Linked DNA regions of Homo sapiens: region 1 is linked to region 2. The links are chromatin contacts, found by Hi-C or POLR2A ChIA-PET in ENCODE. All regions are on one chromosome and are shown on one strand. Each heading gives the region's core, a stretch centred on a gene start or an enhancer-like site at or near the end of the contact. The rest is flanking DNA. Distances are from core to core; before and after follow the strand shown. Region 1 has its middle 27 kb from the start of EYA3. Region 2 holds the start of PPP1R8 (protein phosphatase 1 regulatory subunit 8).

What was found. Hi-C counts contacts between places; a loop is a spot of excess contacts on that map. ChIA-PET counts read pairs that join two places held with the same protein, here RNA polymerase II (POLR2A). Pooled maps may share reads with other maps.
Region 1: a loop to region 2 is called in a pooled map, with 2.4 times the contacts of the local background. The contact joins the enhancer-like site here to the promoter of PPP1R8 in region 2. A Hi-C loop is called at or near these places in 1 of 50 pooled maps. POLR2A ChIA-PET finds 5 or more read pairs at or near these places in 2 of 52 experiments (B cell and WTC11).

Annotation. Positions count from the first base shown.
Region 1 is chr1:28,114,108-28,117,261 of GRCh38, forward strand. No RefSeq gene overlaps it. Among named protein-coding and RNA genes, the nearest start is that of EYA3, 27 kb to the left of the region's middle. Within about 2 kb of position 1,309, at least 4 of the 41 ENCODE cell types and tissues checked have a DNase peak (open chromatin) inside an H3K27ac peak, as active enhancers do.
Region 2 is chr1:27,829,279-27,832,391 of GRCh38, forward strand. PPP1R8 (protein phosphatase 1 regulatory subunit 8) reads left to right here and starts at 1,504. Exons shown (of 7, transcript NM_014110.5): 1 at 1,504-1,613. The coding sequence starts at 1,558. LOC124903885 (a long non-coding RNA gene) reads right to left here and starts at 2,505. Exons shown (of 2, transcript XR_007065562.1): 1 at 1,471-2,505. RefSeq lists enhancers at 983-1,768, 1,642-1,811, 1,769-2,553 and a silencer at 1,432-1,511.

The DNA of each region.
Region 1 (3,154 bases), core at 59-2,558, 280 kb after region 2:
GATCACCTGAGGTCAAGAGTTCAAGACCAGCCTGGCCAACATGAGGAAATCCCGTCTCTACTAAAAATACAAAAATTAGCTGGGCTTGGTGGCGGGTGCCTGTAGTCTCAGCTCCTCGGGAGGCTGAGGCAGGAAAATTGCTTGAACCTGGGAGGCAGAGGTTGCAGTGAGCCAAGACTGTGCCACTGCACTCCAGCCTGGGCAACAGAGACTCTGTCTAAAAAAAAAAAAAAAGAATGACAAATTGTGGGGATGTGACAAGACAAAGAGGCTTGAGCTAAAGGCAGTTAGTTGTGGGACAATGACTAGGAAATACATGGGGTTATTTTAGTAGGTTCATTTGTACAGGCCCACTGCGCCATCAACCCTCAGTCTCCGGTGATGGGAATGTGCTTCTCTTCCTGGTACAGAGAGGGCATCTTTCTCATGGGAAATTTTATGAACTGTATTTAGGTAAAAAGATGGAATTCAGAGGGTTCTTCCTGCACCGGCTGTTTCTCAAGTGGCTTCAGCTCAAAATAATATGCCAGAGTGGCATATTTTGGGGTGGCATGTCCTGAACCCCTTCACTAACAATGAATTTTCTTCTTCAGAAAAACTTGGTAGTGGTCAGGCACAATGGCTCACGGTTGTAATCCCGGCACTTTGGTAGGCCGAGGCAGGCGGATCACCTGAGGTCAGGTGTTCAAGACCAGCCTGGCCAGCATGGTGAAACCCCATCTCTACTAAATAAAAATACAAAAATTAGCTGGGTGTGGTGGCACATGCCTGTTATCCCAGCTAGTTAGGAGGCCAAAGCAGGAGAATTGCTTGAACCTGGGAGGCAGACGTTGCAGTGAGTCAAGATGGTGCCACTGCACTCTAGCCTGGGCGACAGAGCAAGACTTTGTCTCAGAAAAAAAAAAAAAGAGAAAAGAAAAACTTGGTAGAGAAAAAAAAAATCTGTTAACCTAATTAAACAAGCCTACAGTTGTGTAAGCTGGATTGTCAGCTATCAGATGCTCTTATAATGTGGCTCACCTGAGCTTACAAATGAATATCATTATTTCAAGGAGTGTGTTGAACCATTATGTTAATATTTACACAGCAATTAATGTAATACACCATATTAATTGAATAAAGAACAAAACCCACCCCTCCAATAGATGCCTAAAAACATTCGACAAAATCTAACAGTTTAAAAGCATTCAACAAACTAGGGAGAGAAGGGGACTTTCTCAACCAGATAAAGGATATCTACAAAAACCCCCAGCTAACATCATACTTCCTTGTGAAAGACTGGACGCTTTCCCCGAAGATCCCTTGTTAAGATTAATGGTTGCATGCGGTGGTGGGGGGGAACAGGAAGTGACTGCTAGTGGGTATGGGGTTTCTTTTTGAGGTGGTGAAATTAGTGGTGATTGTTGCACAACTTTGTCAATGAATACACTAAAAATCAGTAAGGGTATGGTGGCTCACACCTGTAATCCTAGCACTTTGGTAGGCTGAGGCAGGAGGCTCACTGGAGCCCAGGAGTTCAAGACAAGCCTGGGCAACATAATGAGACTTCATCTCTACTGAAAAAAAAAAAAGAAAAATTAACTGGGCATAGTGGTGCACATCTGTAGTCCTGGCTACTCAGGAGGCTGAAGCGGGAGAATCTCTGGAGCCCAGGAGGTCGAGGCTTCAGTGAGCCATGATTGCACCACTGCACTCCAGCCTGGTCAACAGAGTGAGACCCTGTCTCAAAAAAACAAAACAACAACAACAAAAAAAGCCACTGAAGTGTACACTTTAAAAGATACCTGAATTAAATCTCAAAACTGCTTTTTTTTTTAGTAGGGGACAGGGTCTCACTCTGTTGCTCATACTGGAGTGCAGTGGCTCGATCTTGGCTCACTGCAACCTCCACCTGCGCAAGGATGACACAAACATTCATAAAGCATTCCATATTTAATTTTTAAAAAAAAATCAAAATTACTTAGTAAGGAAATATTCACTTAAGAAGTCCTAAATTAGATGGGATCCAGAGTTAATTAATTCAGCAGCTGGCTGGTGTCATCAAGGACCCAAGTTCTTTTTTTTTTGAGACAGACTCTCGCTCTGTCACCCAGGATGGAGTGCAGTGGCTTGATCTCGTCTCACTGCAACCTCCATCTCCCAGGTTCAAGTGATTCTCCTGCCTCAGCCTCCCGAGTAGCTGAGATTACAGGTCCACACCACCATGGCCAGCTAATTTTTGTATTTTTAGTAGAGATGGGGTTTCACCATGTTGGCCAGGCTGGTTTTGAGCTCCTGATCTCAGGTGATCTGCCTGCCTCAGCCTCCTAAACTGCTGGGATTACAGATGTGAGCCACTGTGCCCGGCCCAAGGGCCCAAGTTCTGTGCTCTTGCCACTCTGCTATCCTCAACTTGCTGGCTCATCTTCAGGCTGCCTTAGATCTAGCCACCCTGTCTGCTTTTTTTTAAGAGATATGGGTCTCGCTATGTTGCCCAAGCTGGTCTCAAACTCCTGGCCTTAAGTGATCCTCCCATGTTGGCCCTTTGAGTAGCTAGGATTACAGGCGGGAGCCACTATGCTAGGCCTGTTTACATATTAAAGTGAACCCATGTATTGGTCAGGATTCTTTTGGTTGCAAATGTCAGAAATCTAACCCAGACTAGCTGAAAAAAAGTAGTTCAAAGGGACTTCAGACATGTCTGGATCAAGGAGAGCATCAGAACTCTCTTTCCATCTTTCGGGGTTTATTTGATTTTGTTTGGCTTCATTCTCAAACAGGTAGCAAGATGGCTGCTGGTAGTGCCAAGCCATCACTGCTGTGTATCTTTTTTTTTTTTTTTTTTTTTTTGAGACGGAGTCTTGCTCTTTTGCCCAGGCTGGAGTGCACTGGCATGATCTCGGCTCACTGCAACGTCCGCCTCCTGGGTTCAAGCAATTCTTGTGCCTCAGCCTCATGAGTAGCTGGGATTACAGGTGCCCGCCACCATGCTCGGCTAGTTTTTGTGTTTTTAGTAGAGACAGGGTTTCACCATGTTGCCCAGGCTGGTCTCGAACTCCAGGGCTCAAGCGATCCACCCACTTCGGCTTTCCAAAGTGCTGGGATTACAGGCGTGAGCCACCGCACCCGGCCCACTGCTGCGCATCTTATAATGAGACAGAAAGAAAAAAAGATG
Region 2 (3,113 bases), core at 254-2,753:
AACAGCTCATTGAGAACGGGCCATGATGACAATGGCGGTTTTGTGGAATAGAAAAGGGGGAAAGGTGGGGAAAAGATTGAGAAATCGGATGGTTGCTGTGTCTGTGTACAAAGAAGTAGACATGGGAGACTTTTCATTTTGTTCTGTACTAAGAAAAATTCTTCTGCCTTGGGATCCTGTTGATCTATGACCTTACCCCCAACCCTGTGCTCTCTCCACTCAGGGTTAAATGGATAAAGGGCAGTGCAAGATGTGCTTTGTTAAACAGATGCTTGAAGGCAGCATGCTCATTAAGAGTCATCACCACTCCCTAATCTCAAGTACCCAGGGACACAAACACTGCGGAAGGCCACAGGGTCCTCTGCCTAGGAAAACCAGAGACCTTTGTTCACTTGTTTATCTGCTGACCTTCCCTCCACTATTGTCCTATGACCCTGCCAAATCCCCCTCTGCGAGAAACACCCAAGAATGATCAATAAAAAAATAAAAAATAAAAAACCAGAGGCCCTGCTAATGGTCTCTTAAAACCAGCTGGTGATCTAGGGCAAGCGAGCAATCCTTATGCTTCCTTGCCCTATAACCAAAAGCAAAAAATCCTTTTTAAAAAAATTAACCATTTGAGCCAAGCACAGTGATGATTTGGACCCCTGCTTTCTGACTGGACCTGCTCCTGGCTCCTGCTTGTCCAGAGTTTTCATAAACAGACTAGGTGACCCCTAATGCAGATTCCCTGACAATCTACAGGCCTAAACGTGAATTAGAAAAAAGTGAGTAGGGTGCCACTTTTTGGAGAAGGGCTGAAGAGAAACAATAATCACTCCAATCTCCGAGTTTTGCCCTTTAGCTTCTCCGCTTTGAGGGCAAAAGGCTGACGGTCTTAACCTAAACTCTGGAGGAGGATGTAGTCCCCAGATTTTTTCTTTCTTTACTTTTTTTTTTTTTTTTTTTGAGACGGAGTCTCGCTCTGTTGCCCAGGCTGGAGTGCAATGGCGCGATCTCGGCTCACTGCAACCTCTGCCTCCCGAGTGCAAGCGATTCTCCTGCCTTAGCCTCCCAAGTAGCTGGGATTACAGGCATGTGCCACTACACTCGACTAATTTTTGTATTTTTAGTAGAGACGGGGTTTCACCATGTTGGTCAGGCTGGTCTCAAACTCCCGACCTCAAGTGATCCGCCCGCCTCAGCCTCCGAAAGTGCTGGGATTACAGACGTGAGCCATCGCGCACGGCTTAGTCCCAAGATTTTAGAGCCAAGAAGCGTTTGCAGGAGGACGTAGGGAAAGACTGACTCCCCTCCCTACAAAGCCCCTTTTCCTTTGACACCTCCTGGCCAAGGAAAACCCTAACCACTGGAGACTTCCAGAGACGGCCAACTCGCACAAACGCTGAAAAAAAAAAAATCCCAAAAGCTCCTCTGTCCCCACTAGAAGCACCGCCCCCCGTACGGGCGTGCGTGAGCGTGCGTACGCACAGGCTGCTGGGATGCCGCTTTTCCCTTCTCGGTCTTCCAGTTTCCCGGCGTGCTTAGGGCGCGCCAAATGGGAGGGGGAGACGCAAGATGGCGGCAGCCGCGAACTCCGGCTCTAGCCTCCCGCTGTTCGACTGCCCAACCTGGTGAGTGGCGGGGCGGCCAGGGCTAGAGTGGCCCGGCCGGAGCTAGCCTGGGCTGGAAGGGCGGCTCTTTTTTTACTTTTCTGCTGCGAGCCGAACGGCTCAGAAACCCCGGAATGGTTGAGGAAAAACTGTTTGCTGCACCGGGCCGGGCGACGTGTTGAAGAACCGAGAGCCTGGAGCCCAGGCCCAGGAACTGAAGAAACCCGGGGTTGGGGGCTCAAAGGCGCTCACTTAGGCAGCCCCTTTGAGCGATTAGCCAGTCGCCGGAGCGCTTCGAGGCCTTGGCCCGAACTTACGCCCAACTCTTGACTGAGTGCCTGGTGCTCTCGTGGAGCATCGCATCTGGCCCCTTCCTGTACGTCCCGAGCGCGCTCGAGCCAGCCCCGGCCCCAACCCTACCTCCAAGCCCCGCATCCCTCTGTGGTTGCTGCATCCCTCGTGCGGCACTTGTCTGTCTGCCACAGAGAATACGAGGGTAGGTTAGCGCCATCCCTGCCCTCAGGGAGCTCCCAGTCTGTGGCACTAGTAGGCATTAGTAATGGTTGGCATGAACCCTTTTTATCCCTTCGAAAGTTCTTGGGAATAATGAAATAATTTAATTTGGTCTTTGAGTAGGGTACAAGTTGAATAAATATGAATTACCTTACAAGGAAACGCTTCTGAATTAAGAGTTTTTTTCTGCTGTAGCTCATCGCAGTGTATTGTTTGTTGCTTGTCTCTGTCTCCCGTTGTATTGCCATCCTCAAGGGCAAAGACTGCATCTTTGTATTCCCAGCTCCTAGGCCTGAGTCAGGCACATAGTAGGAATTCAGAAAGTATGTTTTGGATGTAACATTCCTCCTTTTTCCTGGACAAAATGGCCTTTTGTCCGGTGCATTGTCCTTTCCATAGAGGAGGGGTTGGGGCAGGATTGTGAGATGACTGTGTTGAATCTTCAGTTAGCTAGACAAGGATACGTTTTTTCATGTGCAAATCTAAAGGTTCTAGTGAGGTGGTTCTTTTTTCTAACTTCAAATTAGCAAACCCAAAAAGCAAGCAAATGTGTGGCTATTTTCTGGATCGCTTTGCACTTTTGTAGTAGTTGCTTCAGTCTACAAATTCTGTATCCATTTTGATCCCTCGCTGTATTGATTTCAAATTTGGGCCGAGATAGCAAACATAGTTAGAAAGCACTGTTTTTGAGATCACCTACCCTTTCCTTAGGATCTGGTAGGTACCAGGCACCGTTAGGTGCTTTGACATATGAGTCTCCCTTGAATGGTATGGCTGTAGGATATAGAGGAAACGTCCCCTAATCATGCTGTTGTAGAAAGACCTGTTTCAAGGGTAACATATTCATTTGGTACCTGGTTTCATGGGGCATGATTTTGAATTGCCCTAGTTCCCTAATTATGCACCTCTGATTTGGTTTCAGAGCTCAGGACAGTACTCTTTGCTTACTCTGTGATGAGACTAATCTTGATGAGCCCCAAACAGCAACTAATTTATTCGGTCTTTATA